Linked DNA regions of Homo sapiens: region 2 is linked to region 1. A link is an interaction called in ENCODE POLR2A ChIA-PET data of the cell type or tissue named here. Cell type or tissue: Panc1. All regions are shown on one strand. Links, peaks and the distances in the headings refer to the core of each region. The heading gives the core; the rest is flanking DNA. Region 1 overlaps RNF115 (ring finger protein 115). Region 2 holds the start of PEX11B (peroxisomal biogenesis factor 11 beta).

Region 1 (8,877 bases), core at 1,942-6,941:
TCTTTTTTAGAAATTTCTTTTTTCAATTGTTTGCTGTTCAGAGTTTCTCAGAGGTCCCCAGATGCATGTATATCAGTTAGAAGTAGGACAGGTATGGTGGCTAACACCTGTAATCCCAGCACTTTGGGAGGCAGAGGTGGGTGGATAACTTGAGCTCAGGAGTTTGAGACCAGCCTGGGTGATATGGCGAAACCCCATCTCTTAAAAAAAAATTAAAAAAAGATAGAAGTGAGTTGGCGCCAGTGATTTTTAAACCAGGCATACTTTTCTTGTATGATAAGTAGACTGTTGGTGACTCTTTTCCCAAAACAGACCAGTTAGATTTTGTTTTTTGGTTTTTTTTTGAGACCTGAAGCCTCACTCTGTCACCCAGGCTGGAGTGCAGTGGTGCGATCTTGGCTCACTGCAACCTCCGCCTCCCACGTTCAAGCAATTCTTGTGCCTCAGCCTCCCGAGTAACTGAGATTATGGGTGTGCGCCACCACACCTGGCTAATTTTTGTATTTTTAGTAGAGGCGGGGTTTCACCATGTTGGCCAGGCTGGTCTCAAACTCCTGACCTTGCAAGTGATGCGCCTGCCTCGGCCTTCCAAAGTGCTGGGATTACAGGTGTTAGCCACCACGCCTGGCCAGACCAGTTAGTTTTGTCTTCCTTGAAAATCTGTTAAGACAGATTAATCTCTCTCCTTGATAATTTGAACAAGTGTCACAGGAAACTTCTTAGTAGACAAGGTAATGTTTACCTCCTTGCCACTCACTTTGATGTTGTACAGATTTGAATAGACTTTTAACCCATAGTACCATCTTCCAGAAGTTTCATTTTGCTTACCTTTCACCATGCTTAGAATTTACATTCTCAAAAGAAAAAACAATTATAGTTACATGCTCTTTCTTACCTTTTGCTGGATTAACTGAGACCTGCAGGTATCCTACAGTGATGCTGATCTTCTAGCCCGTTAATTCTCAGACCTCTCAGATTCAGTGCCCTCTTCTTATAAGTATTTTGAAATACTCTCTTTAGTGAAATGAAATCCACAGGTAATACAGCTTTTCTACATATATGTGTGTGTGTGTATATATATATATATATATATATATTTTTTTTTTTTTTTTTTTTTTTTTTGTGAGACAGAATCTCTGTCAACCAGGCTGCAGTGCAGTGGCGTGATCTTGGCTCACTGTATCCTCTGCCTCCTGGGTGCTTCAAGCGATGCTCGTGCCTCAGCCTTCCAAGTAGCTGAGATTACAAGCGTGCATCACCACACCTGGCTAATTTTTTTGTATTATTATTTATTCTTTGTAGAGACAGGGTTTCACCATGTTGGCCAGGCTGGTCTCGAACTCCTGGCCTCAAGTGCGCCCACCTCGGCCTCCCAAAGTGCTGGGGTTATAGGCGTGAGCCACCACACCCGGCCCTACATATATAATTAAAAAAATTATCTTGCAGTAAGATAAAGGATAAATAGAAAATATTTCTGACAGATTAGCTTGACATGACAGCTACCTGAGTAGACTGCTATAAGGGTATTTGCAACTTAAATACCAGGAGAAGCAAACCAGTACAGTGAACAATTCTTTGCAAATGTACAAATAAAACTCAAGTACAACTTCTTTCTTCTTCTTCTTTTTTCTTTTTTTTTTTTTTTTTTTTGGTAGTGATGGGGTCTCACTTAGTTGCCCAGGCTGGTTTTGAGTTAGGCTCAAGCTGTCCTCCTCCTTGGCCTCCCAAAGTGCTGAGATTACAAACGTGAGCCACTGCATCTGCCCCAAAGTACAGTTTTCTCTTACTTTATTCAGCAGTTGCTTTTCTGGACATTTAGTGCATATTAAAATTATGGACTGGGCACGGTGGCTTACGCCTGTAATCCCAGCACTTTGGGATACCAAGGCGGTTGGATCACTTGAGCCCAGGAGTTGGAGACCAGCCTGGGCAACATGGTAAAACCCTGTCTCTACAAAAAATTTTTTTAAAAATTAGCCGGGCTTGGTGGCACGTGCCTGAAGTCCCAGCTACCTGGGAGGCTGAGGTGGGAGGATTACCTGAGCCCAAGAGGTCAAGGCTGTAGTGAACCGTGATCACACCGCTGCACTCCAGCCTGGGTGACAGAGTGAGACCCTGTCTCAAAAAAAAAATAAATAAATAAATAAAATTATGCAGAAGGACTTGGTGCTTATACGTAGAATGTAATTAGGTTCTAGGCTTTGGTAATTATACAGATTTTAAAAATCCAGTTAACTATTCATAAGGAAGTTTGAGAATAAAGACATTTTTTCTTTGTGCTGGACTTGCCTATGCTTTCCTGGCCTCTGCCAATTGAATGTCAGTAACACTTTTTTTTTTTTCTGCAACTTTTATTTTAAGTCCCGGGGCACATGTGCAGGATGTGCAGGTTTTGTTATGTAGGCAAACCTGTGCCATGGTGGTTGGCTGCACAGATCAACTCATCACGTAGCTATTAAGCCCAGCATCCATTAGATATTCTTCCTGAGGCTCCCTCAACAGGCCCCAGTGTGTGTTGTTCCCCACCATGTGTCCTCCTCATTTAGCCCCTACTTACAAATGAGAACGTGTGATGTGTGGTTTTCTGTTCCTATGTTAGTTTGCTGAGGATAACGGCTTCCAGCTCCATCCACATCCCTGCAAAGTAATCACTCGTCCTTTTTATGGCTGAATGGTATTCCATGGTGTATATGTACCACATTTTCTTTATCTAGTCTCTCACTGATGGGCATTTGGGTTTATTCCATGTCTTTGCTATTGTGAATAGTGAGAAGCACTTCTTAACTGCTGTGACAACCAAAGCACTTCCATAGATGTCCCAACTATCCCCTAGATGATTGTGTTGTCCTCATTAAGAATGACCTCTAGTCATACAGGAAAACATTTTTCTGTTTTATCATTCACTCTTCTTTTTTTTTTCTTGCTTATTATTCACTACTTTAGCACAGCCTTTTAGTCTAAAAGACAAAGATTTACTTGGCCTTTAGACAATTCCTATATGTCTTTAAATTTCTTATTTCCTCACCACTCTTATTATTGATGTTTTCTTTTCCATAAGTGTTAGGACAGTGCCTTGGTACATAGTAGATACTCAATTAGTATTTGTTGAATGAAGGAAACTTAACTGTAGGCTTTTTCTTCTTGCCACTTTCTGCTTTTTGTACCTGTTGAAAATGATGGAGGTACCAGTGTTCATAAAAACCTTGAAAACAGGCTGGGTGCAGTGGCTCATGCCTGTAATCCCAGCACTTTGGGAGGCCGAGGCAGGCAGATCACTCGAGGTCAGGAGTTCAAGACCAACCTGATCAACATGGTGAAACCCCGTCTGTACTAAAAATACAAAATTAGCCAGGTATGGTGGCGCATGCCTGTAATCCCAGCTACTCGGGAGGCTGATGCAGAAGAATTGCTTGAACCTGGAAGGTGGAGATTGCAGTGAGCCAAGATCGCACTACTGCACTCCAGCCTGGGCAACAAGAGTGAAAGTCTTGTCTCCAAAAAAAAAAAAAAAAAAAAATTAGCTGGGTCTGGGTGCAGTGGCGCACACCTATAATCTCAGCACTTTGGGAGGCTGAAGCGGGCAGATCACCTGAGGTCGGGAGTTTGAGACCAGCCAGCATAGTGAAATCTGCATCTACTAAAAGTACAAAAATTAGCTGGGTGTGGTGGCACATGCCTGTAATCCCAGCTACTTGGGAGGCTGAGGGAGGATAACCACTTGAACCCAGGAGGTGGAGGTTGCAGTGAGCTGAAATTGCACCACTGCACTCCAGCCTGGGCAACAGAGTGAGACTCTGTCTCAAAAAAAAAAAAAAAAAAAAATCCTTGAAAACAAAGCACAGACCTGTAGACTAATGACTAAAGGGTTGGCTCAAAGCAGCAGTTTGATGGACCACTTGCCATTAGTTAGTGGCCAGTAGAGTGGAGCCTCTTGTGGAATACGGCTTTATTTCTGCATATGAGAGCTTATAAGAAGAGGAGTCATCCCATAATTACATGCCTTTCAGATAAACAGCTGATGGGCTTTGTAGGCAGAGTTACTTTAATGAAGTCATTAATAGCTGAATTTGTTGAATGAAAGCTTCTTCTAGAGAATCTTTTCTAATTTAGGTACTACTGTGAGGTATTTTTGCTCTCAAACTTATTAAACTGTTGGTTCCCTGATTTTGAATTTATGGTGCCAGTTATTAGATCCTGATCTCTTAATATGGTCACTGCTAAATGTTTACAGGTATTAGCATACCTAGTTAAGACAAGTTAGGTTGGGGAACAGAAATTTTTATATCTTAGCCTCGTTGGTTTGAAAAAAAATTAGTTATTTGGATTGCTGATATAGTGCAAAAACTATTTATAATGGTACATTTACTTTCTGTTTAATAACATGTAAAAGGCAAACAGCAAATTAATTTTCACTGCTAGTCTTGATTTGTATGTTTTAGATTAAAGGGTTGTTGAAACTATAATAAAAAACCAAATAATGGTTGGGCAAAGGAGGACATGATTAGACATTTCTCAAAAGAAGGCATATAAATGGCCAACAGGTATATGAAACAGTGCTTAACATCACTAATCATCAGAGAAATGCAAACCAAAACCAGAATGAGATACCATTATACCCCAGTTAGAATGGCCATTATTAAAAAGACAAAAATAACAGATGCTGACCAGAATGTGGAAGAAAGGGAACTCTTAAACACTGTTGATGAGAATGTAAATTAGTATGGTCACTATGGAAAACAGAATGGATATATTTCAAAAAAAACTGAAAACTACCATACAATCCAGCAATCCCGCTACTGGGTAGTTATCCAGAGGAAAAGAAATCAGTATATCAAAGGGATACTTGCACTTCCATGTTCATTGTAGTACTATTCACAGCAGCAAAGACGGAATCAGAGTATCCATCAGTGGATGAATGGATAAAGAAAATGTGGTATATATATATATATGCAAGAGAATAGTGTTTGGCCATAAGAAAGAATCAAGTCGTGCCATTTGTAGCAACATGGATGGAACTGGAGGTTATTATGTTAAGTGAGATAAGCCAGGCACAGAAAGACAAATATTGCATATTCCCACTCATATGTGGGAGCTAAAAAAGTTGATTTCATGCAGGTAGAGAATGGAATGATATCTGAGGCTGGGAAGGGTGTGTGAAGGCAGAGGGGGTGAGGTATGTGGATAAAGAGAGGTTGATTAATGGGTATAAACATAAAATTAGATAGAAGGAATAAGTTCTGATGTTTGATAGCAGAGTAGAGTGACTAAAGTTAACAACAATGTATATTTCAAAATAGCTAGATGAGAGGATTTCAGATATTCCCAGCACATAGAAATGATAAATATTTAAGGTGATAGATGCCCTAAATGCCCTGACTTGATATGCATGTACCAAAATATCACATGTACCCCATGAATATTTACAGATATCTGTAGCAATAAAAAAGTGGTTGAAAGTAATATTAATAAGTGAGAATCATAAAAATGTTTAATTTGCTGAATTTTTCAACCTTAGTTTACTAATCTTTAAAATTGTTGGTTTATTATTCTCTATCAAGTGCAGGTGCTGATTGAATGGATAGGGAGAAGTTGTTTTAATATTATATTAGCATCCTATTTTAATATGCAATCAGTATTAGATGGACAGATTCAGAGTTCCTAAGGTTTTTAATAAGATTAGCAGTATAATATAGGTCTATCTCGTCCTGTAACACTAGTACTGTAAAAGGTTTCCAGAAGTATATCTATTTCTATTCCTGAGTGTGATTGATTCTGGATATTTTCTTTGAGGACACACACATATACTCTATTTGTGAAGTACAGCACTTCGAATTTAGTTTGTATTTGATAATAACATTAAAATAACAGGCACTAGATTATGCAACAGTAACAGCAGTCCATTTTTATTTATTCAGTAACTGTATTGGTACCTTCTATATTCCAGGAGCTGTTCTAGGTACTTGGGCTGTTGTCTTAGTCCATTTTGTGTTGCTTATAAAGGAATAACTGAAGCTGGGTAACTTAAAAGAGGTTTACGGCTGGGCGCAGTGGCGCGTACCTGTAATCCCAGCTGCTCAGGAGGCTGAGGCAGGAGAATTCTTGAACCCAGGAGGTGGAGGTTGCAGTGAGCCGAGATCCTGCCACTGCACTCCAGCCTGGGCGACAGAAAAAGACTCTGTCTCAACAAAAAATAAACAAAAGAAGTTTACTTAGCTCATTACTCTGCAGACAGTACAAGAAGCTTCGCACCAGCATCTGCTTCTGGTGGGACCTCAGGAAGCTTCCAGTCATAGTGGAAGGCCAAGGGGAAGCAGGTGTTCCGCAAGGCAAGAGAGAAAGGGGAGGGGTACCACACTCTTTTAAACAACCACATCACTCATTCCTGTAAGGACTGCACCAAGACATTCATGAGGGATCTGCGTCCATGACCTAAATACCTCCCACTAGGCCCTACCTCCAACATTGGGGATCAAATTTCAACATGAGATTTAGAGGGGACACATATCCAAACTATATCAGCTATATTCAGGAAGAAGTACGGAGATTAATAAAATGTTGAGAAAAATGGGTAGTAAAATCAGGATTTAAATATTTTCTTCTCCTTTTGGCTTTCTTTAAATTTAATATTTATTTATTTATTTATCTATTTTATTTTTTTGAGATGGAGTCTTCCTCTGTTGCCCAGGCTGGAGTGCAGTGGCACGATCTCAGCTCACTGAAACCTCTGCCTCCCGGGTTCAAGCGATTCTCCTGCTTCAGCTTCCTGAGCAGCTGGGATTACAGGTGTGGGCCACAATGCCCAGCTAATTTTTGTATTTTTAGTAGAGACGGGGTTTCACCCTGTTGGCCAGGCTGGTCTTGAACACCTGACCTCAAGTGATCCACCCGCCTCAGCTTCCCAAAGTGCTGGGATTATAGTCGTGAGCCACTGTGCCTGGACTTAAATTTAATATCTCATTTAAACATTAAATTAATGTAGCTATCTCTGGATTAGAGCAAATGCCTTTTTGCCCATTTCAGGTCTGAGATATTGTTGTTGTAAGAACTAACAACTAGCCCTCATTTTGCAACTGTTGTCAGCCCTTTTTATAGCTGATTTTATTTATTTTAATTAATTATATATAAATTGTATTCTAGTACTGTGGGAAAAAATGTTTTATTTTAGCTGTTAAATTATTGAACCTTTCAGGGTCTTCATTTTCCTTGTCTGTAAAATGAGATAGTTGTGTTTATTCCTGCTAGCTACGGTTTAGTGATTTGAGCTCTGGGGTATTTTTGGATTTTGTGTAAGGGAATTTTCTTCTGTAGTTTTTCCACATAGATCATGTGGTAGCCACTGACATACTAGGATTTAAATTTTACCCCTGAAATAATCTCCTTTATGAGTTACAAACTATTAGTGCATATTTTATCTTATAATGATGAACAGTCTTGAAAATGTTAGGATGGAGGACATAATGCAAAGCAATGTCAAAATTTTCCTTTTATAAATCAAACAAAGCAATAATGCTGGTAATGTTGACTGAATAAATTAAAACTTCATTTTTTTTTTTTTTGAAGACTTGGGATTCAGTAACAGGTAAACTTGGCCTGGATAATTTTTTTTTTAGAACTATTTTATAAATATTCTTTGTTTGCTTTGAGGTTGCATTTACATTGCTTTTGTTTTTAAAGTTGTATTCAGTTAATTAATTGTTTTCTTAATCCAATGGTCAGTGGCTACTGTTAACAACCAGTTTGTATGTGATCTTTCCTGACTTGAATGTTCCTGCTGTGAGTTGAATTAGATCATACTTGTGAAATTCTCCTATGTCATTGATGGCAAGTCAATGCTAGAATTCCAAGTATTACTTTTATTTCGATGAAGAGTTCTCAGTCAGAAGCTCTGATTGCTCTGTGGGTACATGGTAAAATAGTACTTTTTAAAATGAAATGGTGATGGTAGATGGTTTTTTTTTTAATATTTATACTTGGCAAAATAAAAAAGCTGGCAATCCTTGCAGGTTTCCAATTTTTTAATTTGAAAATTGAACTGCTTTATGGGAACCAAAAGTATGGAAATCAGTAGTCTAGATCAGTGTTTCTCAAACTGTGTGCCAGGAGATTTAATAGGAGTTCAGAATTATGGTAAAATATTGCATACCAAATTGTTGCCCTATCTCCATCCCTCCACTTCCCCTTTTATGACATGGAATGGCATATTAATGGTTCTGAAAAATCATTCATTAAAGCAGCATGTTTGATATTTAGTTCAGGCTTTTCTAAATCTAGTTTTTCTCCCCACCTTAACCACTGGTTAATATCCTGTGAAACGTGGTTTGAGAAATATTCCATATCCAAATCACTCAGAATAATTTATTAGAACCTACAGTTTGTTGAGAATTTAGTATATTCCCGGTACTATCTCATTTAGATGAAGTGAGCTACCCAGTGTCACACAACTGGTTGGTTATTCTGTGTTTCCAGTCTGATTGTGTGTGTGTGTGTGTGTGTGTGTGTGTGTGTGCATGCATGCATGCATTTAAGGTGGACAACATGATGTTTTGAAGTGCACATACATAGTTGAAATGATTACCAGTCCAGCTTTGTTTTGCTTCACATTCATTACTCTAACCACTTAGGCTGTTCTGAAGCATTGCTTAGTTCTCATTTCGAGGCTAAGTACCTAAGACTAGGATATTCAGAAGTTCATTTTATATGCCTTTTGACTTCCCTAACTACTAGAATATGGTTAAGGGAAGTATGATTTTATCAGAGCATATACTTTGTAGGTGATTTTAGTGACTTTTAATCCCAGGTTATTTTTCTTTCTACACAATGCTTGGAATGTAGAGCTTAGAATTTTTGCTGAGTGAATGAATGTTGTCACTTTGTCAA
Region 2 (8,877 bases), core at 1,368-6,367, 110 kb before region 1:
ACTCGGGAGGCTGAGGCAGGAGAATGACCTGAACCCAGGAGGCGGAGCTTGCAGTGAGCAGAGATTGCGCCATTGCACTCCAGCCTGGGCGACAGAGTAAGACTGTCTCCAAAAAAAAAAAAAATAATAATCAAAGCTCTTGGATTTATAGTTTGGTCCACAGCCTTGTTTTGATCTTTCCTTTATCCTGTTTTATTGCCATTTACCACGTACTGTAGAAACATCCCTTTCAACTGCTGATAACTTGGAAACAAGCCTACAAAAATAAGTAATTTCTAACTACTCCTAATACTACCTATAACTACCCCTAAGCCCTTACCACTCTAACGTGACATTATTAAATTTTTTATTTTATTAACACTAATATTTTAACTACAATTACAGCATATGGGCAATACAGAATTTACCTAAAAGGATACTAATTTGGAACAAAAAAAATCACCTTTCGCACATGTATCATGTCACAACCAGTTTGCCATTGAAACAAATAGAGGTTGCAAATATTGTCAGATTGTCAGGCTGTAAGAAAGGATGAAATTCATTTCCCATTGCATCATCTTGTGGCCCATGGATTTCAAGTGCCTTAGCCAAAATCATATAGCTAGTTAGCAGTAGAGCCGAGACTCAGAAAAAAACAAAGTAAAACAGGCAGACTGAAACAAAAAGTCTTCTAATTCCCAGTCCACATGTAAAATTTGCTTCATATAAACAAACCTAATTGTAAATGGCACTGTAGCAACAGGCTTCTTTTTAACACTTGGATTGGTAAAGGTCTTGTTTGCAACATATTAGAAGTATTATTTTTCTCTTTCCCCCCCACCCCACCCCCAACAGAGTCTGGCTCTGCCGCCCACGCCGGAGTGCAGTGGTGCAGTCTTGGCTCACTGCAGCCTCCACTTCCCAGGTTCAAGCAATTCTCGTGCCTCAGCCTCCTGAGTAGTTGGGATTACAGGTGCTCACCACTATACCCGGCTAATTTTTGTATTTTTAGTAGAGATGGGGTTTCGTCATGTTGGCCAGGTTGGTCTTAAACTCCTGACCTCAAGTGATCCACCCACCTTGGCCTTCCAAAATGCTGGGATTACAGGCTTGAGCCACCAGGCCTTTCTTTGTTCTTAGGAGTATAGTCAGACTAACTTCTAGTAGTTATATTTCTAATAATTGAGGATGTAAGTAAGGATCAAATCTTAAATCAGTATAATGCATTGTCATTCCAGAGATAAATCCTAGACCCTTCTTGGCCTCCTTCTGACATAATTCTAATCCTACAGTCTCAGAGATGCTGTTGTATCCTGCCCCCCAACCCCATGATAGTGATAGTGGTTTTTGCCTTGAAGGAATTGCTTTGTATTTAGCTTTTCCCCCTCTAGATTTCTAGTTCCTTTTCAGTATTGGATTGGATTTGAGATTTGATTAACCTAGTACTCAGGTTCAGATGCTCGCCTCTTTGCAATTTTAACACTCATTCGACAATAAAGTCAGTAAAAAACACAAATTTGGTTATGTCACTCTCTTTTTACTTTAGTGTCTCTCCACTGCACTCAGAATAAAGTACAATTTTATTATTTGTGATCTGGCTTGCTCTTCCCCTCTCAGTTCATTACTCACCATTTTCTAGTCCTCAGCTTTAGTAGCATTGAGATCCTCTATCCTCCATCCTCCCTAGCATTTCTCCTATTTTAATTGGTCTAACACCTATCTCTGAAGAATCAAATTTTAACATCTGGAAAGCTTTTCCTGACTGCACGGCTGTGTCAGACACCCCTATCCACTCCCCACCCCCATTGTCTTCTTTAGCTCCTTTAGCATAACACTTTTGAATACACTATATTGTAATTGCCTAATTTCTTTGTTTCTTGCAGTAGTCTATACATTTCTTGAAGGCAGGATTTTGCTGCCCTGTCCTTAGCAAAATTTGAGTGGCGCTGGAGATGCATATTACTTTTTGAATGGATAAATGAAATGTACCACAAAGTTTTACCCAAACCACTGACTTCACTCTCTTAATAGATCCCCATGTATGTTTTTCTTCCCTGCCCCAATCTGAAGGAGGTGAGATTGGGAGGATGCAAAGAGGTAGAAACCACGTGTAATAAAACAGATGTAATGGAAGAGGCACAGATAGAGGATACTGTTTTTACAAGGCAGGCTCTTTTATTATTATTATTATTATTATACTTTAAGTTTTAGGGTACATGTGCACAATGTGCAGGTTAGTTACATATGTATACATGTGCCATGCTGGTGTGCTGCACCCATTAACTCGTCATTTAGCATTAGGTATATCTCCTAATGCTATCCCTCCCCCCTCCCCCCACCCCCCAACAGTCCCCAGAGTGTGATGTTCCCCTTCCTGTGTCCATGTGTTCTCATTGTTCAATTCCCATCTATGAGTGAGAACATGCGGTGTTTGGTTTTTTGTCCTTGCAATAGTTTACTGAGAATGATGATTTCCAATTTCATCCATGTCCCTACAAAGGACATGAACTCATCATTTTTTACGGCTGCATAGTATTCCATGGTGTATATGTGCCACATTTTCTTAATCCAGTCTATCATTATTAGACATTTGGGTTGGTTCCAAGTCTTTGCTGTTGTGAATAGTGCCGCAATAAACATGTGTGCATGTGTCTTTATAGCAGCATGATTTATAGTCCTTTGGGTATATACCCAGTAATGGGATGGCTGGGTCAAATGGTATTTCTAGTTCTAGATCCCTGAGGAATCGAAAAGGCAGGCTCTTAACAGATGTAAATTAACATACAAATAATCTTACAGAAGAGAGAGCAGAGGTAGCAGGGTGCGGTGGCTCACGCCTGTAATCTCAGCACTTTGGGAGGCTGAGACAGGTGGATCATGAGGTCAAGAGATGGAGACCACCTGGCCAACATGGTGAAACCTCGCCTCTACTAAAAATACAAAAATTAGCCGGGCATGGTAGCGGGCGCCTGTAGCTTCTCGGGAGGCTGAGGGAGGAGAATTGCTTGAACCCGGGAGGCGGAGGTTGCAGTGAGCCGGCAAAAAAAAAAAAAAGCAAGCAGAGGCTTACTCCCTGAGAATTAATGGCTAATGGCCCCCAAGCGCACCCTTTAACTCATGCTATGGACCCAAATCCCTGTCCTGCCCGGTCCTGAGTCCTAGGTCACTCACCTGGGGGAAGGCAAGCAGGAAACTAAGTCCCCAGGCTGCCCCCAGAAGTTTCCTTACACCTGAACGGGATCCAAGCGGGTTGAGTACTGCTGCCTGGCGGTCCAATCCAATGACCACAGGCAGGAAAGCTGCAGAATACGTGGCCATTAGTTTCAGGAACATCAGTGTCCGACATGCGATGTCCACAGCCAGCCATTGAACAGTGATATTCCAGGTGGCATCTAGGGGCATAACCACAAAAGTGACTAGTAAGTCGGCGGCTGCTAAATGGATGAAGAGTCTCCTGACCGGAGAGGGGCGGAGCTGGCTGGGTTCCCGCCGTGTCACTGACCACAGGACTGCCAGGTTCCCTCCAGCCGAAGAAACAAACAGCACAATGGTCACTCCCACTCGGACCTTGGCTGCTGCCGAGAAGGTGGGCAGCTCTGAGCCCTCCACCTCCACTCCTGATCCAGCCCAGACCTCCTCCCCCGCTGCTGACCCCAAGGGGTGCCGTTGCCTGCAGACATGGTGGCCTGGAGAGAAACTGAGGAGGATGAAGTGTGGGTATGAAGCGGTTAGCTTTGGCCACTGATTCTTCGCCCTCCTTTTCAGGATCTGGAGCTGATTATTGCGAATTTCGTTCACTAAAGCCTCTGCTTCTGGAGACTCTCCATCTGTTCTGGAGGAGGTCACTTGTTCAACTGTCAAGGTTCTGCAGGGAACGAAGATCTGGTACCAATCACGCTCCTTTTTCCTTGGACAGACCAGCCTGGGCTTCAGGCCTCTACTGACCTAGACCTCTTTAGCCCCTACAGCCCTGGATTCAGTCGGGGCCTGCGTGCATGTGTATTTGTGAGGTTCTGCCAGGCGCACACCTATGCCGGCGGCCTCCAAGACGTGGAGATCACTGCGGCGCTTTCTCGCCCCGCCCCGGCCCCTGCAGGCCCCGCCCTTGGTCATGAATATTTAAAGAAGAAGGTGCCGCTGGAGGCGTGCTAGGGAGTAGGGGTCGTCTGATAAGGGGAAGCTGTGACGCAGACACGCACAGTAATACACAGATGGAGGCTCAAAAGACACGAGTTTCGCGTCCTGAAATTCCGCTTCCAGGGCCAAGCTTTCTTTTCTGATACTGTTTGTCCCTCGCGAGGCACCGTTGGGTCGCGCAGTAGGCGTGACTAGGGGCGGGAAGTGGGGCGGGAGCAGGGCCGCGGAGCCTGGGCTGCGGCTGTCATGGACGCCTGGGTCCGCTTCAGTGCTCAGAGCCAAGCCCGGGAGCGGCTGTGTAGGTGCGGCCCGAATAGGAATGGGGGTGGGGCGGGGGAGGGATGGACAGAGGAAGACTCTAGTGAGGCGAAGTCAGTTTAGGCTACAGGGGGGTCAAGAAGGGTCAACTCCGGCTACGGGGGCCCGAACGGACCGTGAGGCGCAGATTTGAGCCGCTGTTGAGATGATTCCTTTCCGTTCGCGGAAGAGATGGGGAAACTGAGGCATGAGTGGGCCAGCGGGGAGGCCGCTCAGGGTTGCTGTGTCCACATAAGACCGACAGTGTCCTCACTGGGCGGTGATGGAATGAGGAGCATTCGCCCCACGGTGGATAGCCCCAGACTCTGCCCCCAGAGCTGAGGAGGCACTCCCAGTTTCCGTGTCCCCACACCGTGCTGCCATTCGGGAACTCCCCTGCCTCCGCCCTGGCGTTTGGTCTCCATTCAGCTAGAGGGCCTTGAAATCTCTCAGTTCACCTATTCTGAGGAATAAAATGCCCTCCAACTGTCTGCCTCCCCCTCATCGATCACGTACATGCTCACGCTGATGTGCTTGTGATGGACCCCTGCGGCCTGCACTGGCCCCTTCAGGCCTCATCATTGTCAAATCTCTAATTTGCTCAACATTCAATAGTGCTCCCCACCCCTTTCTAGACTCTTTTTTCTCCTTATGCCTTTCCCTTCCTCTGGCCTGGAGAAATGGTGAGATATGGGCATGGAGGAGGAAGGGGAGTGTTCTCAAACTGGGAAAGGGGGAAGTCTGTCTGTGCCTTTTGGAAGATAGTTTTGAGCGGAAGGTTAGGGAGGTCTCCACCTTACCTTGCCTGCCCTCTCCTCTAGGGCCGCCCAGTATGCTTGCTCTCTTCTTGGCCATGCGCTGCAGAGGCATGGAGCCAGTCCTGAGTTACAGAAACAGATTCGACAACTGGAGAGCCACCTGAGCCTTGGAAGAAAGCGTAAGTAACTCTGTCTTTCCTTTTATCCCCCAACCTTTCCTCCATCCCCAGCTCACCTTCCTTTGTCCCTCCTTCCTGTACCCTCTCTGTTCTTCTTTCTCATTTGGCTCTGCACTTACCCTCTGCATGAGTCCAGTTGAGATAAGAGAGCAGGGGTATGGAAGTAATTAGGCGGACTGGAGAGAATGGGTCAAGTTTGAGAAAACTAAACTGGCACAAAAATTAAATTTGAAATTGAAAAATGGACTGTTTCTGCTCTTTATTTTTTATTTTTTTGAGACAGAGTCTCTCGTCCAGGTCAGAGTGCAGTGGCGCAATCTTGGCTCACTGCAACCTCTGCCTCCCAGGTTCAAGCAATTCTCCTGTCTCAGCCTCCTGAGCAGCTGGGACTACAGGTGCCCACCACCATGCCGGGCTAATTTTTGTATTTTTAGTAGAGATGGGGTTACACCATGTTGGCCAGGCTGGTCTCAAACTCGTGACCTCAGGTGATCCACCCACCTCGGCCTCCCAAAATGTTGGGATTACAGGCTTGAGCCACCATGCCCAGCCTGTTTCTGCTCTTTAAAAAAATTGTCATTATTATTGCTCAACTTTTGCCCTCTTGCTTTCTCTGTTTCTGTTTCTTGTTATCTGCCTCTCCACTTACAAATCCTTGCTTTCCCTTTCTAATCTCCACAAGTTCTACGCCTGGGTAACTCAGCAGATGCCCTTGAGTCAGCCAAAAGAGCTGTTCACCTATCAGATGTTGTCCTGAGATTCTGCATCACTGTTAGTCACCTCAATCGAGCCTTGTACTTCGCCTGTGACAATGTCCTGTGGGCTGGAAAGTCTGGACTGGCTCCCCGTGTGGATCAGGAGAAGTGGGCCCAGCGTTCATTCAGGTTTGATATCCTGTTCTCCTTTAAGATTTTTTTTTGTAGCCTCTATATTGCATAGCTTGTCTTATATGAGGGAAAGATATCTTAGGATCTTTCCAGAGTATATAAGTCTTGATCAGTCACTTGGCTTCCAATCACTTAGATCTTAAACTATCGGAGAATATCAAATGGGGAGAGATGGAAGACAGATGCTCTTCCATAATGAATGACTAATATTGTGCAAGGTAAGATATTATATCACTTTAATTGTGCTTCTATACCACAGGTTATTCCCCCTCACTACCTGCTTACTCATTCATTCCAAAGATATTTATTAGATGCTTACTGTGGCGCAGGGGATAAAGCAAAGAGCTAAACAGATAATGTGCCTGCTCCCATGAAGCTTCTAGTTTAGTGAGGGAGTTAGATACTACAATGAATAACTTCTCATATATATTTGTGGAAAAGTATGCGGTATTATGAAAGAATATCACAAGGGGAGCTAATTTAGATTGGAAAATCAGGAAAAAACTCTTTGAGAAAGTAATATTTTAGCTCAGACCTGATGTCTGAGTAGGAGGAGTTAGACAAAGCCAACAGTAGCAGAAAAGACATTTCCAAACAGAGAAAATTGCACATTCTAAGTAAGGCTTTGAACTAAGAAAGACTTAAGGGAATTAGAGAAATAGAAAGAAAGCCAGTGTGATTGACAGTATTGAGTCCATCAGTTCAAATTTGAGAGATAGACAGGCACCAGATCTTTCATACAGGGCCTTTTAGGCAATGTTAATGTTTGTTTTATTTTATCCTACAATGGGACATTATTGAAGGATTCTGAGCAGGGAAATGACATGATTCAAATTGTGTTTAAAGGACATCTCTTTTTGAGATGTTGAAAATGGATTGCAGGCCGGGCGCAGTGGCTCACGCCTGTAATCCCAGCACTTTGGGAGGCCGAGGTTGGGGGGATCACGAGGTCAGGACTTCAAGACCAGCCTGGCCAACGTGGCAAAACCCCGTCTCTACTAAAATTACAAAAATTAGCCAGGTGTGGTGGCGGGCACCTGTAATCCCAGCTACTCGGGAGGCTGAGGCAGGAGACTCGCTTGAACCCGGGAGGCAAAGGTTGCAGTGAGCCGAGATCGTGCTATTGCACTCCAGCCTAGGTGACAAGAGCAAGACTCCATCTCAAAAAAAAAAAAAAAAGAAAAGAAAAGAAAAGAAAATGGATTGCAGTGGGTCAAGAGAGGAGGAGATGCCCTAATACGAGCAAGAGATGACGTTGGCTTGGACAAAGGAGGTAGCTGACAATAAAGGTAGAGAGAAATATGATGTGGGAGTAAAATTCTCTAACATATTATCTGTATTGTTTTTCGTTTTCCTATGATTGTACTTTTTCATTATATTAACCTTGCTTTTCCCTTCATCTTTCTCAGTGATTTACAACTTTAACATGGCTTATGATGTATGAGGGGTGGGAGCAGAGGCATGGCTGGAGCAGTATGGAAAAGCAACTCCCTAAAGGAGTCTATATGTTATATTTATTCATTTCATCCAACAGATACTTACTGAGCTCTTACTATATGGTAGGCACCAGTGTACATACAGGGATACAGTGGTTAAAGATAAACAAGGCCGGCCAGGTGCGGTGGCTCATGCCTGTAATCCCAGCACTTTGGGAGGCCAAGGCGGGCGGATCACCTGAGGTCAGGAGTTTTGAGACCAGCCTGACCGGCATGGAGAAACCCCGTCTCTACTAAAAATACAAAATTAGCCGGGTGTGGTGGCGCATGCCTGTAATCCCAGCTACTCGGGAGGTTGAGGCAGGAGAATCGCTTGAACCCGGGAGGCAGAGTTTGTGGTGAGCCGAGATCGTGCCATTGTACTCTAGCCTGGGCAACAACAGTGAAATACCGTCTCAAAAAAAAAGAAAAGACAAACAAGGCCTCTGCTCCTCTGGAACTTACCTTGTAATGGGATGAGATAAACATAAATAAACAATAAATTAAAATATCAGATACTGGTAAATGTTATGCAGGAAATTAAAACAGTGTTATGGAGTAGAGAGTAACTGACTCAGTGCTTTAGATTTAGGGATAAGGGAAGGCGTCTCCGAAGAGGTGATACTTAAGCTCATACCTGAAGAGCAAGAAAGAGCTAGCTATGTGAGGGTTTTGGAGGGAGAATATTCCAGGTGGAGGGAGAATATTCCAGGTAGAGGGAATAGGTAGTGCAAAGGTCCTAAGGCAAGAACAAGCTTGATGGGATTAAAATGTAGAAGGAAACCAACATGGTTGGAGCATAATGATTGCAGGAAAGAATGATACAAGGTAAAGTTAGAGGGGTAGGGACCAGATGTTGAGTCTGTAAGCCTCTCTAAGGTATTTATATTTTATTATGAATGTGACAGGAAGAAAACCATGGAGAGCTGTGGTTTGTTTATTTGTTTTTGGTTTTTTTTTTTTTTGAGATGGAGTCTTGCTCTGTCGCCCAGGCTGGAGCGCAATGGTGCAATCTCAGCTCACTGCAACGTCCATCTCTTGGGTTCAAGTGATTCTGCTGCCTCAGCCTCCTGAGTAGCTGGGATTACAGGCACGCGCCACCACACCCAGCTAATTTTTGTATTTTTAGTAGAGACAGGGTTTCACCACGTTGGTCAGGCTAGTC

The links. ChIA-PET counts read pairs that join two places held together with the same protein. Peaks named below come from ENCODE experiments on the same cell type or tissue, not always from the same donor. Only the 100,000 strongest peaks of a DNase experiment are listed, where the experiment ranks them.
Region 2: POLR2A ChIA-PET joins it to region 1 with 6 read pairs; 4 of 35 experiments call an interaction of 5 or more read pairs at or near these places.

What each region holds. Positions count from the first base shown.
Region 1 is chr1:145,804,129-145,813,005 of GRCh38, reverse strand. The region is part of intron 1 of RNF115 (ring finger protein 115); the gene reads left to right. Among named protein-coding and RNA genes, the nearest start is that of RNF115, 16 kb to the left of the region's middle. RefSeq lists an enhancer at 7,514-8,022. In Panc1, for the core only: no CTCF peak of the experiment used is centred there; no DNase peak of the experiment used is centred there.
Region 2 is chr1:145,914,174-145,923,050 of GRCh38, reverse strand. PEX11B (peroxisomal biogenesis factor 11 beta) reads left to right here and starts at 4,334. Exons shown (of 4, transcript NM_003846.3): 1 at 4,334-4,418; 2 at 5,235-5,350; 3 at 6,033-6,234. The coding sequence starts at 4,363. It overlaps RBM8A (RNA binding motif protein 8A), which reads left to right. Exons shown (of 6, transcript NM_005105.5): 6 at 1-1,495. It also overlaps the pseudogene GNRHR2. RefSeq lists enhancers at 3,599-3,698, 3,749-3,808, 4,189-4,288, 4,087-4,634, 4,635-5,181. In Panc1, for the core only: no CTCF peak of the experiment used is centred there; DNase peaks (open chromatin) are centred at 3,360 and 4,160; H3K4me3 peaks cover 2,900 bases; H3K27ac peaks cover 2,940 bases.